2 separate regions of the Mus musculus genome follow, and region 1 is linked to region 2. A link is a loop called in an ENCODE intact Hi-C map of the cell type or tissue named here. Cell type or tissue: heart. All regions are shown on one strand. Links, peaks and the distances in the headings refer to the core of each region. The heading gives the core; the rest is flanking DNA. Region 1 overlaps Slc1a3 (solute carrier family 1 (glial high affinity glutamate transporter), member 3). Region 2 holds the start of Slc1a3 (solute carrier family 1 (glial high affinity glutamate transporter), member 3).

Region 1 (8,000 bases), core at 1-8,000, 46 kb after region 2:
CTATACTGCATAGGAGTTTACAGAGGTGCTTTTGGGAAGAGAAGGTCTTAATTTTCCCAGGTCTGGTACTACACTACCAGTGTAGGAGAGGGAGGGAGGGACGGGGAGGGGGGTAGGGAGAGGGAGAGACCCTTAACTTAAGATATTATATCCTACTGCCAATTTATGCAGTTGAATTTTCTTCCTTCCATCCTCCCTTCTTCCCTCCCTCTCTTCCAACAGGCAGAAAGCTTTGTAGTGCTTTCCTGGAAAGATTCACTGACTCAATCTTTTAGTTAATATTGGTGGAATGTCCGCTTAAAGCTGTGGCATGCAATCCGCCCTAGGATACATGACTGTGTCAGCCTGCCGTGAGAACAGTAAGCATGACACGGAAGTTTTCTGTTTGCCAGTTAGTTCGCCTCTCTGACAGGCCTTTTTGGACGCGAAGAAATATTTTGGCATCGCAGCCCCAACTAGAGCGGGCACGCACACGCATGGGTGAACACGCTCTCCCCAGCACCACCACCGCCATTTGGTCTCCCTCAGTACCTAGGACTACGAGTCCTCAGAGTTTGGGAGCTACATTTACACTACAACATAGTAGCCAGCTCTCAGTAACTTTCAAGGGGAGAAAGGTCAGCGTTCCCTCTCCCAGAGCTGAGTACAATCGCTTAAAAATAGAACAACGCGTGATTAGCGTGTTCTTTTCTTCCCGCGCATCACTCACAGGTATACAGTTACAGACACAAAGCACCAGACTCACATCTTCTCTAGGCCTCCAGAGAGTTCCCATAGTTCCCCACAGAGCAAGAACTGGGCCTGAATGTTCAGTGAAAAAAGGAAGTAACCCGATATAGCTATGGGTCGGTAACATTGCTGTACCACGCATGGCTTCTTCCCAAGTCACCGTAGAATGGAAGCGCACAAAGCAAGGAGCTTTTTACCAGGAATAGCTCTTAGGAAAGTTACGCACACACCCTTTTCCAGACCCCAGAATAAAATTAATACCTCCAAGAGTTGACCCGAAGAAATTAATATGGCTGCTCTAAGCTGTAGCCTCTGCTGGAGAGCAGGGGCGCAGCTTTGAAAAGCTGTGTGAGAACGCAAGTTCAATCTCTTTGGCCTCTTTATTCATTTTCTAAGATGGCCTCCTCAAGTTTCCCCACACCTCTTGATCCTAACTGAGCATGCTTGCTCAGGAACGGATTCCCCCAACAAGCCCTTTTGTAAATATGTTTGCAGTGAGGGAGCAGGTTCCCCCAGCCGCACACTCCTCTGAGGCTGCTTTCTATTCTTTTATGCCCTTCCCCTAGAAGATGGCTCATACTAGATGTGAGCAGATGCTAGGTGTTGTGAGAGATGCTAGCACCCCCCCCTGTGTCCCCCCCCTCCCCCCAGCAACGCTGGGTTATTTTAGGTCTCATATTTAACATTTCAACAGCCTTTAGGATTTTCCTGTGTTCACTTGTTCATGTGTTTACAAACAAAAACAAATACATTTAGCTGCTATTTCTCTTCATATCAGTTTAACTTATTCATTGATTCTGACAAGACCACTGCTAAATCCTTGGCTCCCAGTCTGCCTGTAAGCATAGGTGAACTCATCTGACTTGGCACATTTAAGGGATTTAACACTCCTTCTCTTGAGGTGAGCTTTCCCAGCTGATCCCAGGAGTGTTGCCACAAAACTAACTTATACCTTTTTAGCTCCAAGTCCCCTTCTCTGGGTCCCCTCTGTTTTCCTGCCACAAGGAGAAGCCTTTCTCAACCTCACCCCCTGTGAAACAGATCTGGCAAGACCTCTGTACTCCTCAGAGTGCTCAAGCTTTGAAAGCACACACACTATGTTGCTTTCTGTCAATTGCCTCCACAGCTAGCAGCCAGTAAGTGGGGCCAATAGACAGAATACACGCATACATCCCAAATGAGCCAAGGAGGCTTAGCTACGAATATGGAAAATGATGATACCTTCTTCTTCATTCACTTAACCTCAGAACACTCAGAATCTGCTCTGGAGAGACTCTGGGGGCCCTTCAGGAGCGGCTGAGAAGCACACCCCCAAATTGTTCAGGTACATAGAAAACGCAGTGGTTTGTGCAGTGAGAAAGTCCTTATGCCTCAAAACAAGACTTAAGGCTCATCTGGCTGCCTATGATCTGATTTCACATTCATTGACACCCCATTGGTCTCTCTTCCACCTCCCAATTTAATTAAGATAGTTGGTGTTTATGCTTTTTTGAAAGATTACCCACAGCATCCCGGAGAAGATTTACAAAGTACCATAACTTCCCATGAATGGTTGACATGGCTCTCGGCGGCGTGACCTAACAGCATTTCCTTTACTTCCCTGTCAAACCTTTCATAGCTCTGGGCTTTCACTGAACATTACTGTAAATAGTTGGGACAGTGACAGCATGTACGTTCATGCTTCCTTCCTTTCCATCCTGTACTGCGTTGGCGCTCTGAGTCTTGCCCCGCAGCAACTGCCTAGCTGAGGCTATTCATTCACTCAATATCCAACTCCTCTGGCAAGATGCTGATGAGAGGAGGCAGGACACTGCTTAACCTTTGCCTCCAAGGTCTGGAGACAAGATGTTGACATCGGAAACGTTGAACTGAGGCCCAGTGAGAAGTCCAGAGAACATGCAGGCCACCGTGAGTGGCTTATTTTTGGTAATCCTTGCTTGAGTTTTTAAGAAGATAAACTTAGCGGCTACCAGACTAGTTCTATACTAGACTCAGCCATGACTGGTTGTGGAAGCCATTTTCACATTTAGAGCTCTTTTTGGGCACTGGGGCATGCCATAAATAGTTGCGTCAGCGACAGCGTGCGTGTTCATGCCTAGCTTAGGCTATTCATTCACTCAATATCCAACTCTCCTGGCAAGATGCCGAGTAATCAGAGTAGTGGTGTGAGCATTGGAAAGACTCCCTGCTTGGGGAGGTAGACTTGGTGGAGACCTAGACTTCAAGCCGCCTTTCTTTACCTGAGTCTGGGCTATTGTCAGTGAGAAGGAATACTCTTAGATTCTGTTTTAGCACCGTGAACACAAACTTCAAAACCCCTTTTGCCTTTCTTGGTGGAAAGTGTCAAGCACAAGACCTTTTCATACTGACATGTAGAGTCAGCCGAGAGAGCACTATTTATTTTAGCCGTGGCCCAGGTCCTCCTGGCATCCCCACTGGCCACTGCTGGAAAGTTTCAGAGATAGCAACTTGTGTGTTTCTCCAGGGTTTTCAGTCCTGCTCAATGCAGCGTGTGGATGCTGCTCCCTACACATTAGAGTTTTTTAAAAGAAAAAGAAAAAAAGGAAGAGAAAATGAAAGGGAAAGGGAATTTGTCAAGAAAGCACATGACTTTGAAAGATGGGGAGATTTACATTGTTGTTGTTGTTAATGTAACTAGTACATTAACCACATTAATATTCACTTTAGTAACTTTAAGAACAGCCTTAAGCTGACTTGTGCTAGCAAAGGACCATGAAGCTTTCATTCAGTCCTGGCCGTACCAGTAACAAATAGTGTCATTTTGTATACCAGTGAGCCTTTTGGGGTCATTGGAACCGTTTGCCAAACCAGGAGGGCCTCGACTCTAACTTAGCCCCAGTTTAAGATGGCTAATTTGGGCTTCCTGATGATAGACTTGGGTTCCAAGGGTGTTTGTGGATTCCCTGTGGGTTTATGTTCTCTGTAACTCAGTTGCACTTGCATTAAAACAAGGGCGAAATTAGGAATGTGACTGTACAGTACTGCTTGCTACAACTTGTTCTCAGCTCTGGGATCTATGCCCAGCACCAAAAATAAAATATAAAATAAAATGAAATATAAAATAAAATAACTTCAAGCTCAATGATTATGTGATGAGTTGCTCAAAGCTGAAGATACTGATGTTGAACCATGTGGTCATTGTCATTCAGACCACTCCAATCTCTACAGATCACTCAAATGTCCTCCTTAATCTGGTAAAACGATTTTTGTCACTATAGGTTTGTCCTGATTGATGGGTGGCATTACAGTTTAATCTGGCACAATTGCTAGCAGCTATTGAGTATAAATGATGTACCAGCTACTAAACTCGAATACTTGCTTAGCATATACGCTAAGATACTCTTACAGAAGTTATTTCCTAAAGTTATACTCTCCACCTTAACTCTTTTTTTTCCCCACAAAACATCTTGTAATAGCTTTTGTACCATGAGAATTGTTTCTATCTTTTAAAACACACTCCTTTACCACAGTGATTTTTGGTTGTGAGCTTCCTGATAAAATTTTGCTTTGGCTATTCTGAAGCATGTAAAATCTTCCCTAATATCTTTATCAGTGAGGCAGGGTTGGATACAGACAGTGATGTGATCAGATGCAGTGGCCCATCCCTTTAATCCCTTCAGCTCAGGAGGTGGACACAGAAAGACTGAGGCACGTGTAGAGCCAGCCTCGGCTACATAATGAGCTCAGGACAGTCAGGGCTACATAATGAGACCCTATCCCTAACAAATAAAGAAATAAGCAATATCAAAGAAGCAGCGATCTAGATTTTAACACAACTGGACATTTATATCTCGAGTATTTAAAGTTTCATGTTAACCTGGAGCCATCCCTTGTAAAAATGCCCTGTGCGTACTTTCCCCAGGAAAAAAAAAAAACCCATCCTGTTCCTTATTTCATCAACAACTTGAAGACATGGGAAGCACTTGCTGGTGTCTCAGATGCCACAGGCCCCCTCCCCCATAGGCTTTCACAGCACTGCCTGCACTCACAATGAAATCTGCTTCAATAGGCTGCAATGCTGGATGGAGACCAACAGGACCAAGTGCAGCAGGCGAGGGATGTTCGCTTCTACTTTTAGATTCAAAAGGCAGTTGCGCAATTACAGGATGGGAGCCACTGAGCTTGGCCGCAGCTCCTGGGACTAAAAGCTTTAATACGAACCAACAGTAGGAAGTGATGGCTAAAAAGGGATGAATATAGCTGTGTGCTTCCTCAGTAGAAATATTAATAGTTCACTCTGCCTCTGCGGTGGTCACACTGAGTCGGGAGTAACACGCCGGATTCCAAGCGCATTCAGTGGGGACTTTGACAATGCAGAGTAGCTATTAAGAGGGTGTTGAATCCAGTCCAAGATACGTTTATGGGGGCTCCTGTTTCCGAGCCGGCAGCATGCTAACTAGTGCAGGCAATATTGCTGGGAAGAATCGTTGCTGGTCTCTAACCTCAAGGACTTGGGAATAGAATGGGAGAGAGCCAGACAGGTAGGCGCATGACCGTAAAACAAAGCAAACTAGGAAAGCAAGCAGTACAAAGAATGTGCTGTGGGAATATGGGGCTGGGGTGGCTGTAGGGTTTGTACAGGAAATGAGGAAGCCTTGGAAGCAAAGATGCAGAGACAGGAAAACTCAAAGGCATAGCCGGGGAATACTGAGCAGTCCAGGCTGTCTGTTCAGGGTAAGCCCAAGTGGGGAAATGACCTGTGAAAAACTTAGGACAGAGCGTGAGGACACGGACTGCAGATGGGAAAGGCATGGCAGTCAATGAGCCTTGGGAAGTAGTGACACGCAGCAACCCTTAGAGAAGGGTATTTAGTCAAGAGGACAGATGGCCACATTCGCCTGGTGGGCGTGGGTCAGACTTCCTCTAGCTGCTTCCAGAGCGAAAGTGCGCCTCAGAGGGTTTCAGGTGTTCTTAAGCAATGCTTGGATGTTGTTTTGTTTTTAATCAAAACTGCCCAGGCGATGTAGTGTTTCAGAGCTGGGGAGTTGGTAGCCGCCACAGACAAGACAAGCCTTTCACCTGAGATGCTTCATGAGGAAGTAAAGCATGAATAATCAAAAAGATTCTTCCAACAGTGACCACCACCCTAGAAAGAGAAAGATGTTATTGATACAACTTTGCCACTTCAACTCATTTTATTATTGTAGTGGGCCAGCCACAGCCCCGACTCATTCATTTAAAGTCCATGTTTGCCTCTTGTTTCTTTTACCTTGCTTGTAAGCCCCATATTCTTTCTTTACCACAGTACCCCCCAGTGCACTTCTGGTAGCTACCTCAACATCCACCCTTACTCCTACATTCTGAGCTAAGTTAATTTTTTTCTACCGACCAGCCCCGTACATTATCACTGTCAAGTCAACTAAATGTCACTTCTATGTTTTTTTTTCTTTCTAGATATCTGGTTTATTGGTAGTTAATAAATGGAGCTTATTGAGGCATGTTTGAAGCAGCCTGTGTTACATAGTGAGTTCAGGGCAGCTAGGGTTACATAGTGATCTTGGATCATTCCTAGTATCCCTGGTAATGAATATAGTTTAATGTCAAGAACTGTCCAATTTTCTTCTCTGGAAGTTTTTTTTTAGAAATCCTAACCACCCCTTGAGAAGCCTTTGAAACAGGAAAGCGGTGGGCAGACGGGGGGTGGGGGTCTGCAAGCAGCAACCACAGAAGCAGCTCCCTTCTGGAGAAGGCATGAAGTTGTGAAAGTGTTGGCCTCTGCTGGAAGAACTTATCAGGAGATGCCAATCCATTGTTATCCTTGTGCCTAGGTCAAACCCACGGCTTTTCCTGTTACCAGGGGGAAAACGGTCACACTACACCAAAGACAGAGATGGGAAAGGCTGACTGGCTCCAGACTCGAGGGCTGTTTTACATCGTGACTGATATTGCTTTATTGTTTGGCTAAGGTAGCTGGGGGAACATAATCTCTGAGCCCCTGGGTGTATAGATTAGATATGAACAATCAATGAGCTTTTAAATGCTGAGAAAGCTAATCAGAACCAAAAGGGAGTTGTGTTGGCCACAGCCAAGAAGCAGCACCAAGATAAGGCACTCACTGAACTTCCCTCCTCTACGTTCTTTGTTCCTCTGCCTTTTAGTTTCACCGTCTGTCTTTTCTCTTTTCTCTCTTTCCATCTCTTTTCTCCACACACTCTTTTTTCTCCCCTCCCCAGCCCTAGTTCCATCCCCAAAGCCTGAATTTGGCACATTCCAGCTGATCGGAAGGGGAAGTTGAATTTAGCTTTTAAATGTATTCTTTTAAAGAGTAAATGAGATTCATATTTAATTTAGGAGATGCTAAGGTTCACACCCAGAACAAGAGGGTGCAAACACATCAAAGTGGACTTGGCCTCCAGGTTCTCCCAGCATCCTTCAGTCCCTACTTGTTACAGCAAGGGCCTCGGGTTTTCCATAGTAATCCATCAGCAGCCATGACTGCAACATCTGGAGTTCATCATAGCTGTGGGTCAGGTGTGCAGAGAGCAGTTCCCCAGGACCCATGTGTAGGAGGGGAGGCACCTTTGAGATAGGTTTGAGGATGCTTTGCCTGAAGTCACCAAGGCTGTGGCTCTGGTACTGATGCTGGGCATGCTCACAGTGGTCCCACCCAGGCATTGGCTGCTCACAATGCCGGTGCTCCCTGGAGGGATGACTCCTGAAGATCTGGCTTTTCTAGCCACCAAATTTGATCCTAGAGTCCTCCTCTTCAGCTGCTTCTTTCCCCCACCTTATCTAAACGTCTGTCTCTCACCACTTACTCAGTAAGTGTCCTCTCATCCAGGTTTTGGAATCCGATGAACGAAAAAGGGAAGGACATATATCTGCTCCTAGGTATGGTGGAGGAGGAAGTTTATCATAGATATGTGGGACAGCATAGCCAGAGTGGACATGCCCCTGAACCATGTGGGGAGATTGGAAAGGGAAAGGAGAGAGGGGAATCAAATACAGCAACCAGGATGCCAAAGGTACAAAAAAGGACAGGCAACCAAATGGTCTGGATTATATAGGGAAGAGCCTTTAGGTGAAAGGCAGAAGAGTGGGGTATGCTAGCCACACCCTGGATCAGGTAGGGACTGAGGGATGCTGGGAGAACCTAGAGACCAGCTCCACCTGGTCTGGATTTTAAACTTAACTGGAAATAGATGAGCCAGGTTTATTCTGATTGGTTTTTTGTTTTTTTCTTAATGCATCTTTTAAAAATTCCTAATTTCACACTTGGGCTATGAACTTGAACGTCAGGCCCGTTTCGA
Region 2 (9,309 bases), core at 1,310-9,309:
GGTGCACAGGAAGACATGGTGATGGAGAAGGAGCCAAGAGTTCTACATCTACACAGCAGGCAGCAGGAAGAAAGAGCCACTGGGCCTGGCTTGAGCATCTAAAACCTCAAAGCCCACCCCCCCCCCCCAGTGGCAAATTTTCTCCAACAAGGCCACACCTACTCTAACAAGGCCACACCTCCTAATAGTGCCACTCTCTCTGAACCTATGGGGCCATTTTCATGCAAAGCAACACAGATGATGTTAAGTGCATTTGTTGTTCCTTCTGAGGATCAGAGTTGGGTTCATAGCACCCACATCAGGTGCTTCCCAACTGCCTGTAACTCCAAGTCCAGGGGGTCTGATGCCCTCTGGCCTCCACAGTCCCCACAAGCACACAAAACAAAAGTAAAAAAAAAAGACTAACATAGCTAGGAAACCCTATTTTAAAAATTATTACCCAGCTCGAGGCCAACCTGGTCTATAGAGTAAGTTCCAGGACAGCCAGAGCTATACAGAGAAACCCTGTCTCAGGGGAAAAAAAAAATTACTACTACGGTTGGCATTTGCTGTTTCATGCTCTTTCCCTATAAACCAAGACTCCAGTGCTATAGAAATATGGCTTGTTTATGCAACTGAGGAAAATGCACTTTCATTTTTCTTTTCTTCCTTTTAAAAGATTTTTATTTATACAAGCACATTGTTGCTGTCTTCAGACACACCAGAAGAGGACATCGGATCCCATTACAGATGGTTGTGAGCCACCATGTGGTTGCTGGGAATTGAACTCAGGACCTCTGGAAGAGCAGTCGGTGCTCATACCCGCTGAGCCATGTCTCCAGCCTGAAAATGTACCTTCTAATACAAGTAATATTAATAGCAATGATGGAATCTGCACTACAGGCAGACCCCTTCTAGCTTTCATATCGGAGCTTTCTTAAAGTCCTGATTAAGTCCAATTCTTAGCTACTTTGTAATTTAAAAAAATTGTAATTTGTAACTTCTTTCTGCTTGAATATCTGTTTTAGGGATTTCTCCTCTTTTTCATTTTCTCCCTTATGTAAGGGTTCTCTGGATCCCTACCTTTGCTCTGACCTCTTCTGAAAGCCCATAAGAGGTCAAACCTTTAGACTCTGCCAGAGACACGTGCTGTAATAGAAAAGAGTGAGACAGGCAGGCCATTGGCCTGAAGAGAAAGCATTCCTAGGAAGGGGCTGTAACTCCTCATTACTGATGCCTTCAAAGCCATGGTGTTGTGAGCGTCCCACATTCCTCAGCAGAATGCCAGCTTTCATGAACATGAACCCTCTTTTGGTGGTGTTAGTTTTTTCAGCTTTCTAACTCAAGAGTTGCTCATTAAGAGTTGCTTTAGATCCTATGTGTCTTAGTTAGGGTTTTCCTTCTGTGAACAGACACCATGACCAAGGCAACTCTTATAAGGACAACATTTAAATGGGACTGGCTTTCAGGTTCAGAGGTTCTGTCCATTGCCATCAAGGTGGGAACATGGCAGCATCCAGGCAGGCATGGTGCAGGCAGACCTGAGAGGTCTACAGCTTCATCTGAAGGCTGCTAGCAGAATACTGACTCACAGGCAGCTAGAATGAGGGTCATATAACCCATACCCACAGTGACACAACTACTCTAAAAGGGCCACACCTTCTAATAGTGACACTCCTTGGGCTGAGCATATACAAACCATAACACTATCTAAAATCAAAATTACACCTGTGCTAATTTCTCATGGCTCCTACTACTTAAAAGCATAGTTCAAGTTCTTTTGAGAGAATGAAGTTGACACTGGGTCTTATTCTATGGCCTAGGCCAGCCTGGAACTCACTACATATCCAGTATGATGCTTTGGGACACTCTTGCCTCTTCCCCAGAAGGAATCTCCATCCTACCCACAATGTCACATGTTAAATTTGCCATGGGGCCCCATGACTGCACATCGAGCAGGAATCCACATAGCTCAGTTCCTCATCTTGCTCTCAATCTCATTAGCAAACTGGCTAATAGGGCTCCCTACAGAATCCCCATAACACTCTCTGGTCTGCTGCATAATGTTTATGGATGTGTGGTTATGAAAGAAACCAATGCTTGAATCACAGTGATTGCTTCGTGTTGGTTGACTGAACACATAAACCAACAAACACTATAAACCTATTAACCTCCACAGTTAACACAGTTGCACTTTTAAGTCCTCGTAGGATTTAAAAATCAAATCCAGTCAGTTAAAAACACAACAACCCTGGGGGTTCACTACAGATATTTCTGGGGTATGTATGTATGTATGTATGTATGTATGCATGTATGTATGTATGTATACAGCAAACTAAAAGACCATCTACGCTCATCCGTGCATCTTCCCCTGCTCTCTCTGTCTGGTCTACATTTACACACTGAGAGTAAGTCAGGTCCTTCCCATTTCCCTAGAGTTAGACTGTGGGCTCTCCAGTCTGACAGTTGTGTAGACGTCTTAGTACTTATGGTCATGGTCACTCCTGCTGCCCGACAGACAGGTAACGGGGTGCGGGTGGGACTCATTTATAGGTGGATTGCTTTGCTGCTTTACTGTCCTGTTTTTCCCAGGAGAAAGAATTTACCTAAACCACAGGTTGCCTTCACATGCTCAAAAGAAAAAAGTTGGCTGCTCTTCTCAAAAGGGAACAGCGTTTGCCACGAGTGTGTGTGTGTGTGTGTGTGTGTGTGTGTGTGTGTATGTATGTGTGTGTGTGCGCGTGTGTTTGTGTGTATGTGTGTGTGTGTATGTGTGTGTGTATGTGTGTGTGTTTGTGTGTGTGTGTGTGTGTGTGTGTGTATGTGTGTGTGTGTGTGTGTATGTGTGTGTGTGTGTGTGTGTGCGTGTGTGTGTTTGTGGGGTTTACTTTGCTTTCATCTGCAACTCCAGTGCAAAAGCTTCCAGAACTCCGTGCCCAGAATCTGAGTACTTGACATGTAATACAACTTTCGGTTCATAATGGTTTTGGTCTTTCATTTATTTGGTGCTTCTTTGAAGAGGGAGAGGCAGAGAAATCATTTCCAAGTTCAACGGTCCTGCTTCAAGTCCAAGTTCCTGCTTCTAAAGTACAGGGGGCAGTGGGGGAAGTACCCAGAACAAATCAGGTTGCCCCCCAGGGCATTACTGCTATAGTTTTGTTTTGTTTTCTTAAGTACATGCAGAAGAAGTAATTCCCAATACTGGGCCCAGACTCAAACCTTGCACTTCGTATGAGCTCTGAACTGAGACTCTTTGCATCTCAGTCCCCCCATTAGGTTTTATTGCAACCAACACAATTTCCAAGGGAGAATTACTTCCTTTCTCTATGAACACCAGACTCCTATGTTTTTTGCACAAATTGAAATAGTAAAATGGTAATAGCCAGAGTGTAGGGATTTCCAAAGGGGAAGGGGTGGAGGAAGGGAGAAAACCCAGACAGGCTCTCCTCTGTGCTAACCAGAATGGTTTGTCGGCCCCCCTTCCCCTCCTTCTTTTTTGCTGGGTTTGGAAAGTGAGCAAGGTAAAGCAGAAATGTTATTGATTTGAGTGTCACTGAGACTCCACTTAAAAGTGTCCTGTTTCTCTTTCCAGTACCCTTAAAGTGCAAATCATATACAGGGGGAAAAAAAAACCAAATCATAGTCGTGACAAAGGCATGGCTCAGGTTGAGATGAGGGTCTATGCACATCTGAGGTAGCAACAGGGAACAAGGAGCTTCGGTTTATCACAGGAAGTGGTAAACAAGGGATCTGATCTGATCTCTTAGATTATATCTGCCGGTCTTCAGAGTTGCTTAATGCTCGCTGTTTATCAGGCCCAAGACAGACTCTTGCCCTCAAAGAACTTATCATTGAGTTGAGAAGCCCCGACTTGACCTGATCTGGGAATCAAGGGCACAGGGCCAAGGCAGCACATAATTAAGTGTTAAGCAATCGAATGCAGATGCTAAGGGATCTGAGGGACAAGAGGAAAGAAAAGATCACGGAGGGCTGAGGCTGACAAGAGACCGAAGATTCTCATTAAATTGTTAAAGTAGTGTTATGGTAGGAAGTTGTTACAATTGCTGCTAATTTGACAGGTCAGGCACTCTTACAACCAACCATTACTTTCCAACTAGCAGCTGTTCCAAAGCACATACATGAACAATTAAGTCTGGCAGGGAACTTTTTTTTTTTTTTTTAAAACATAGCTCCCTGGATTTGCTAATGAGGAACAAAATGACATATTTTGGTGTTTGGATGACAGACACGAAAACTGAGCAGACTTTGCGTGGGGATCTTAGGGAACCAGCAAATAGAATGTGGGCTGTGATCTTGGGTGTGTTTTCATGTTTCTAGTGAGCCGTTTTCCTTCACCTCAACAAGTTCTTAAAACTGAGGAGAGAGGGGTAAGTCACTCTCAACAACTCCTTTTTTAACTTGCAGGTTGTATATTTGTGCAGTCCGTTTTCCTTTTAAGAAAAATGGCAAAAAGCTAGGTATGGTGGCACACACCTTTAGTCCTAGCACTTGCAAGGCAGGGACAGGCAGGTGGATCTTTGAGTTCAAGGCCAATTCGGTCTGCAGAGTTGGTTCCAGGACAGCCAGAGCTACACAGAGAAATCCTGTCTTGAAAACCCAAAACCCAACTAACCAGCCAACTATACACCACACACACACACACACACACACACACACACACACAGGAAGGAAGAGAGAGAAAGAGAGAGAGAGAGAGAGAGAGAGAGAGAGAGAGAGAGAGAGAGAGAGAGAGATGGAGGAAGAGAACAGAAAAGGAGAGAGAGAAAGAACAAGAAAACAAAAACCAAGAGAACTTTCTAACTCCTGAAAACGGGGATGGGGGCACTCAGCATTCTTTAAACGGAAGCAATTGAATAGCTTACCTTTGGAAGTCATGAGTGTGCATCTGCACTCTTGGTCTTAAAACAGAGTTTACTTTCTAGTTTGGCAGCGATCCTGATTTTTTTGTGTTTCTTACCTTTTTCTGTCCGCAGAGCAGGCAGCCAGAGCCCAATCAGATTCCTTATATTGGAGTTTTAAACTGTAAAACAGGGGCATGTCTCACCTTGTGTTTTGAGTAACTTTATACAAGTTGAGAGGGCGGCAGTAAGCATTCTCCTCTCTATACTTAATTGTATTCAGGATCCTTCCAAGAAATTTCAGTTATGTCCCCAATGCTAAAGGGGTGGGGTGCTACAACAGTTGTGTGAGCAGGCAAAAGAACACCCTCTGACGTCCCCTGAAGGGGAGGCAACCTGAAATGAGGTAATTAAACGTGGCCTTGGAGAAGTCTCCCAGACGTTCTAATCCGGACTTCCAGCGTCCATGTGTGTGAGCGCTTTAGTTTTCGATTCTCTCAGGTCCTGATTTTGCGTTTCTAATATAAGTGAACTAACAAGGCGTGAACGTGGTCTACGGAGCAAAACAAAGCCATAAAGCGTGCTTCTGTGGTGCCAAGATTAATCAATATTCCGGGGAGCTCGGGCTCCCCCCTCCTCCTGCTGTTTTCATTTTCCCACTCCCCCTTTCCCCAGTACAGGCTCCTCCTCTTTTCTTAAGTTGCCTGATAGTAAGTGGCGGTTTCAGAGCACATGCATGTTGTCAGGGCCAGCCTGCTCCGCCGCTCGCTAAGCTGTTACTCCGAGCTACCTGCTGGGGAATTCACCTCCACGTAGCCCGGGGTGTCTTCCTCCCATCCCAGAGTCAGAAAAGGTAAGCGCAGCCTTCTGTAGCCCGCGGGGCTCAGTTTTGCGTCCCACTTTTCTGTTTGCTGAGCGCCGGAGTAAAGCTAGCCATATTGGTAGGTAAGGTCCTGTTCGGACCGAGAGCAGCCGGCGTGTGCTAACTATGCAAGCCCAGTCCTCTCTGGGTTTGAAATTCAGTCGATCGAGGTTGGGGGTGGGGGAGTAGACGGACGTTCGAGATCTAGAATAAAAATCAAGATTGAACGGGTGTACTTTAAGGGGAACTGGCGGGTTAAGGACATCAGAATTATTAGTTTAAAAAAAATCTGGACTCTCCTCTCTTTATCCCCCCTCTTTAAACTTTTAATCTAGTGTAAAGTATTAAATACACTGCAGGTCTTACTATCAATGATCTCAACCTACAATTTTATTTAAAAGTCAAAACTCTTAAGTCTTTTTTTTTCCAACCTTGGATTTACCGAAAGCCTGCGAGTTGCAGCTACCTCCCCCACAGATGCACACGCTGGCTCCGACTCTGCCAGATACACACGTCCACAGGCGCTGCTGATCATCGCCAAAGTCTAGGGCTTAGGATTCATGTACAGCGGCAGGAGGAAGCCCTTGATTGCCAGCAAGGAAAATGGTTAGGCGTTTGTATTTAAATAACCTAAGAGCACTTTAAAGAAACCAGAAACCACACGCTGTAATGTTTGGAATGAAAGCTGGCTTCTCTCCTCCTCTATCCCCAAAATCCTAAATTTCAAAATACGGAGACAGCAGTGAAGGTCTCCTCCTCGCATGGCTTGCGGGTTTGCCCTGAACACAGATGGTGCTTCATGCTCCTACCTTCTAATGATATGAAAATGGATTGTGATTTTAGATCATTTATAGATGTGCCCAGGGCAATATGCTAACTTCACAGGAAAGGTTTCCCTGTAAAAGCCTCAATTGCATTTCTACTGTCACCTGGGCACTTGTGTTCTTTTTATGGCCGTATTTACAAGTTAATTGGCTCATGTTTCTTTCTTTGTGAAGTCAATAAATGAAACCAAAGACTCACACTACATATGCCAATGGCTACATGTCAGTATCTCAGTTAGCTCTTTTTTTTTTGACATAGTTATATATCTTTAACCGCATACAAGACATGAGTTCTCAAGTGGAATTTTTCTGTTTAGTTCAACCAGGCACTTAATGAGTGTGTGGGTTGTGCGAGGCACTTGGCTAGGCTCTGAGGACAGAGTGGAAATGTGGGTGCTTGGTCTCATCCAACCCTGAAGAACCCCTTACTCATTGAGGGGATAGAGCAAACTGGAAAAGGAACACAACTTTTTGCTCATCTATTCTAACTTTACGTTAATTTTGTACACATAGTCCAGTAAAATGCATACAATCTGGCCTGCTACCAAAGCTCTTCCGTCTTTTAATTCTCGTGCAATTAACTCACCGTCTGCCATCCTGTGAGCAGGTCCCGATTGCTCAGCCCAGGAGGCTATAACTTTTTTTTTCCTTTCTATTCCGCTCTAGTTGTCCTCTCTAACACCAAAGAGGAGAATTCACTTTCTGGGAACAAGTGCAAGACACTGACACGCAAGGACGTGATAAATTCCTAGAAAGATAAAATATGACCAAAAGCAACGGAGAAGAGCCTAGGATGGGGGGCAGGATGGAGAGATTGCAGCAAGGGGTCCGCAAGCGGACACTTCTGGCCAAGAAGAAAGTTCAGAGCCTCACCAAGGAAGATGTTAAGAGTTACCTGTTTCGGAATGCCTTCGTTCTGCTCACGGTCACTGCTGTCATTGTGGGTGAGTCGTTTGTCCTCAACCAACATTACAAAAGCTTGTATCCTGTTTCTTTGGGATGCATGAATGCCTGGGGGGTGTTATCAGATAGACTGACTGTAGGTATTCCAACTGATCGGTCAGGATCTCCTCTGCATTTGAAGAAGTTGGCTTTTCTTTCTGTTTTGTTTGTTTTGTTTTGTTTTTCCCCTCTCCAGAAACAAACAAACAAACAAAACCATTTGTTGGAAGCTGAACACATGGCAACCAAAAAGAATTGTTGGTAAGCCTCTTGCGCATCCATTGATTGTGTGCAGAAATGAGATAAACGCTCTCCGGTGCCTTTGGGGGATAAGAGAGTGATAATTGAATCACTAGGTAGGCTAGACTTGACCAAATGTTATCGTTATACAGTGTGCCACTGTGCAGGTTGGTGGTGGCGCACACCTTTAACCCCAGCACTTGGGAGGCAGAGGCAGGTGGATTTCTGAGTTTGAGGTCAGTCTGGTTTACGAAGTGAGTTCCAGGACAGCCAGGGCTACACAGAGAAACCCTGTATCAAAAAATAAAAACAAAAACAAAAAACAGTGTACCACTGCTACCTAAAACTGATTTATACAAGAGGCCCAAGATGAATCATGGGCCGTTGATAATAATTATATCCTTAGTACGATTTGAAACTGAGTATCGGTGCTTAAAAATGGAAGTCAAATCTGTCCTATGTTTGAATGCTCTCATGCAGTGACTTGGGAAGGTAAACTGGGAGATGGCAAACACAGGTCTCTTTCATTCATTGCCTCATGGAGCCTGCCATAGCTAGCTACATCATTTCTAAAATATTTCAGTCCCTTACTAATTTAGCATGTTTGATGGCAATCTATATTAATCAAACTTTTGTTTGCTTGGTTTACGGCTATTTGAAGTTTTAGTTTATTACTTAACAGGCAACACAGATCTTGCCTTAAAAATACAGATGAAAAAAAAAAAAACCTAAGTATTTGAAATTTTTGATCCAACCAGTGTAGACATCCTTAGGCTAGAAATATAGAAACTAATAATAAGTTCTAAAATAAAATTTCTACCAGCTTGCCTCCAAAAGACATTCATGTAAAAATTTAATCACTCTAAGATATCCATAAATTTTAAAGAATTAATGACTTCATAAAAAAATTAAGAAACTTGTATAACATATGATATAACTTTGTCAGAAACTTGACTTTATGGGTGACAAACAGAAACACATCAGGAGAGGAAAATGTGCCACACACTTTAGATTTATTCCATTTTAACAGCTCTGGCCCTTCTTAGTCATTGTTGATTAATGAGTTTCTGATTCATTGTAGAAAAAATGCAAAGGTGACATGTCCTGATTAAGCCAGAGAAAATAATCGCTTTCTTCAGTAGGTTCCCAGCTTTGAATGCATTCTAGGAAAAGGAGTTTTAACACTGTCTCTTTCTGAGTCACAGCTGTTGTCAAGCTTAGAGATAGTATAGTCATCACAGGGTTTACATAGACTACCTCTCCAAGGGTTTCATGTGCTCACACTTGTGATGGTGGATATGACAGTACAGACACCCTCATTTTATGGATGGAGCTGCTCACAAAGGGATTGAGTCTCTGTGCAGAAGAGAAACGACGTTAGTCTGATGCCAAACACTGGTCTCCTAACAGAAGAGCCATCTTACTCTTGCCCTGCTGATTACTGACTTGGATGAGAAATGCTAAGAAGGGAAATGTCCTGTGGTGTGGAGGCCAGCCAGCAAGGCATCACTACTGATGCAGCTCTTCAGCATCAGCACGCTACCATTGATTGACAGTGAAACTCAAGGGAAAGAGTGAGCTCGTTCTTCTACAATTAGGTCTC

What was found. A loop is a pair of places that touch in the nucleus more often than their neighbours do. Peaks named below come from ENCODE experiments on the same cell type or tissue, not always from the same donor. Only the 100,000 strongest peaks of a DNase experiment are listed, where the experiment ranks them.
Region 1: it touches region 2 in a loop (2.4-fold over the local background); 6 of 42 quality-filtered maps call a loop at or near these places.

The regions. Positions count from the first base shown.
Region 1 is chr15:8,660,741-8,668,740 of GRCm38, reverse strand. The region is part of intron 3 of Slc1a3 (solute carrier family 1 (glial high affinity glutamate transporter), member 3); the gene reads left to right. Among named protein-coding and RNA genes, the nearest start is that of Slc1a3, 46 kb to the left of the region's middle. In heart, for the core only: a CTCF peak has its summit at 4,788; a DNase peak (open chromatin) is centred at 4,830; H3K4me3 peaks cover 753 bases; H3K27ac peaks cover 4,430 bases.
Region 2 is chr15:8,706,721-8,716,029 of GRCm38, reverse strand. It overlaps Slc1a3 (solute carrier family 1 (glial high affinity glutamate transporter), member 3), which reads left to right and starts at 5,223. Exons shown (of 10, transcript NM_148938.3): 1 at 5,223-5,691; 2 at 7,191-7,468. The coding sequence starts at 7,288. Gm31340 (a long non-coding RNA gene) reads right to left here and starts at 5,004. Exons shown (of 5, transcript XR_383822.2): 1 at 4,958-5,004. In heart, for the core only: no CTCF peak of the experiment used is centred there; a DNase peak (open chromatin) is centred at 5,689; H3K4me3 peaks cover 2,658 bases; H3K27ac peaks cover 1,850 bases.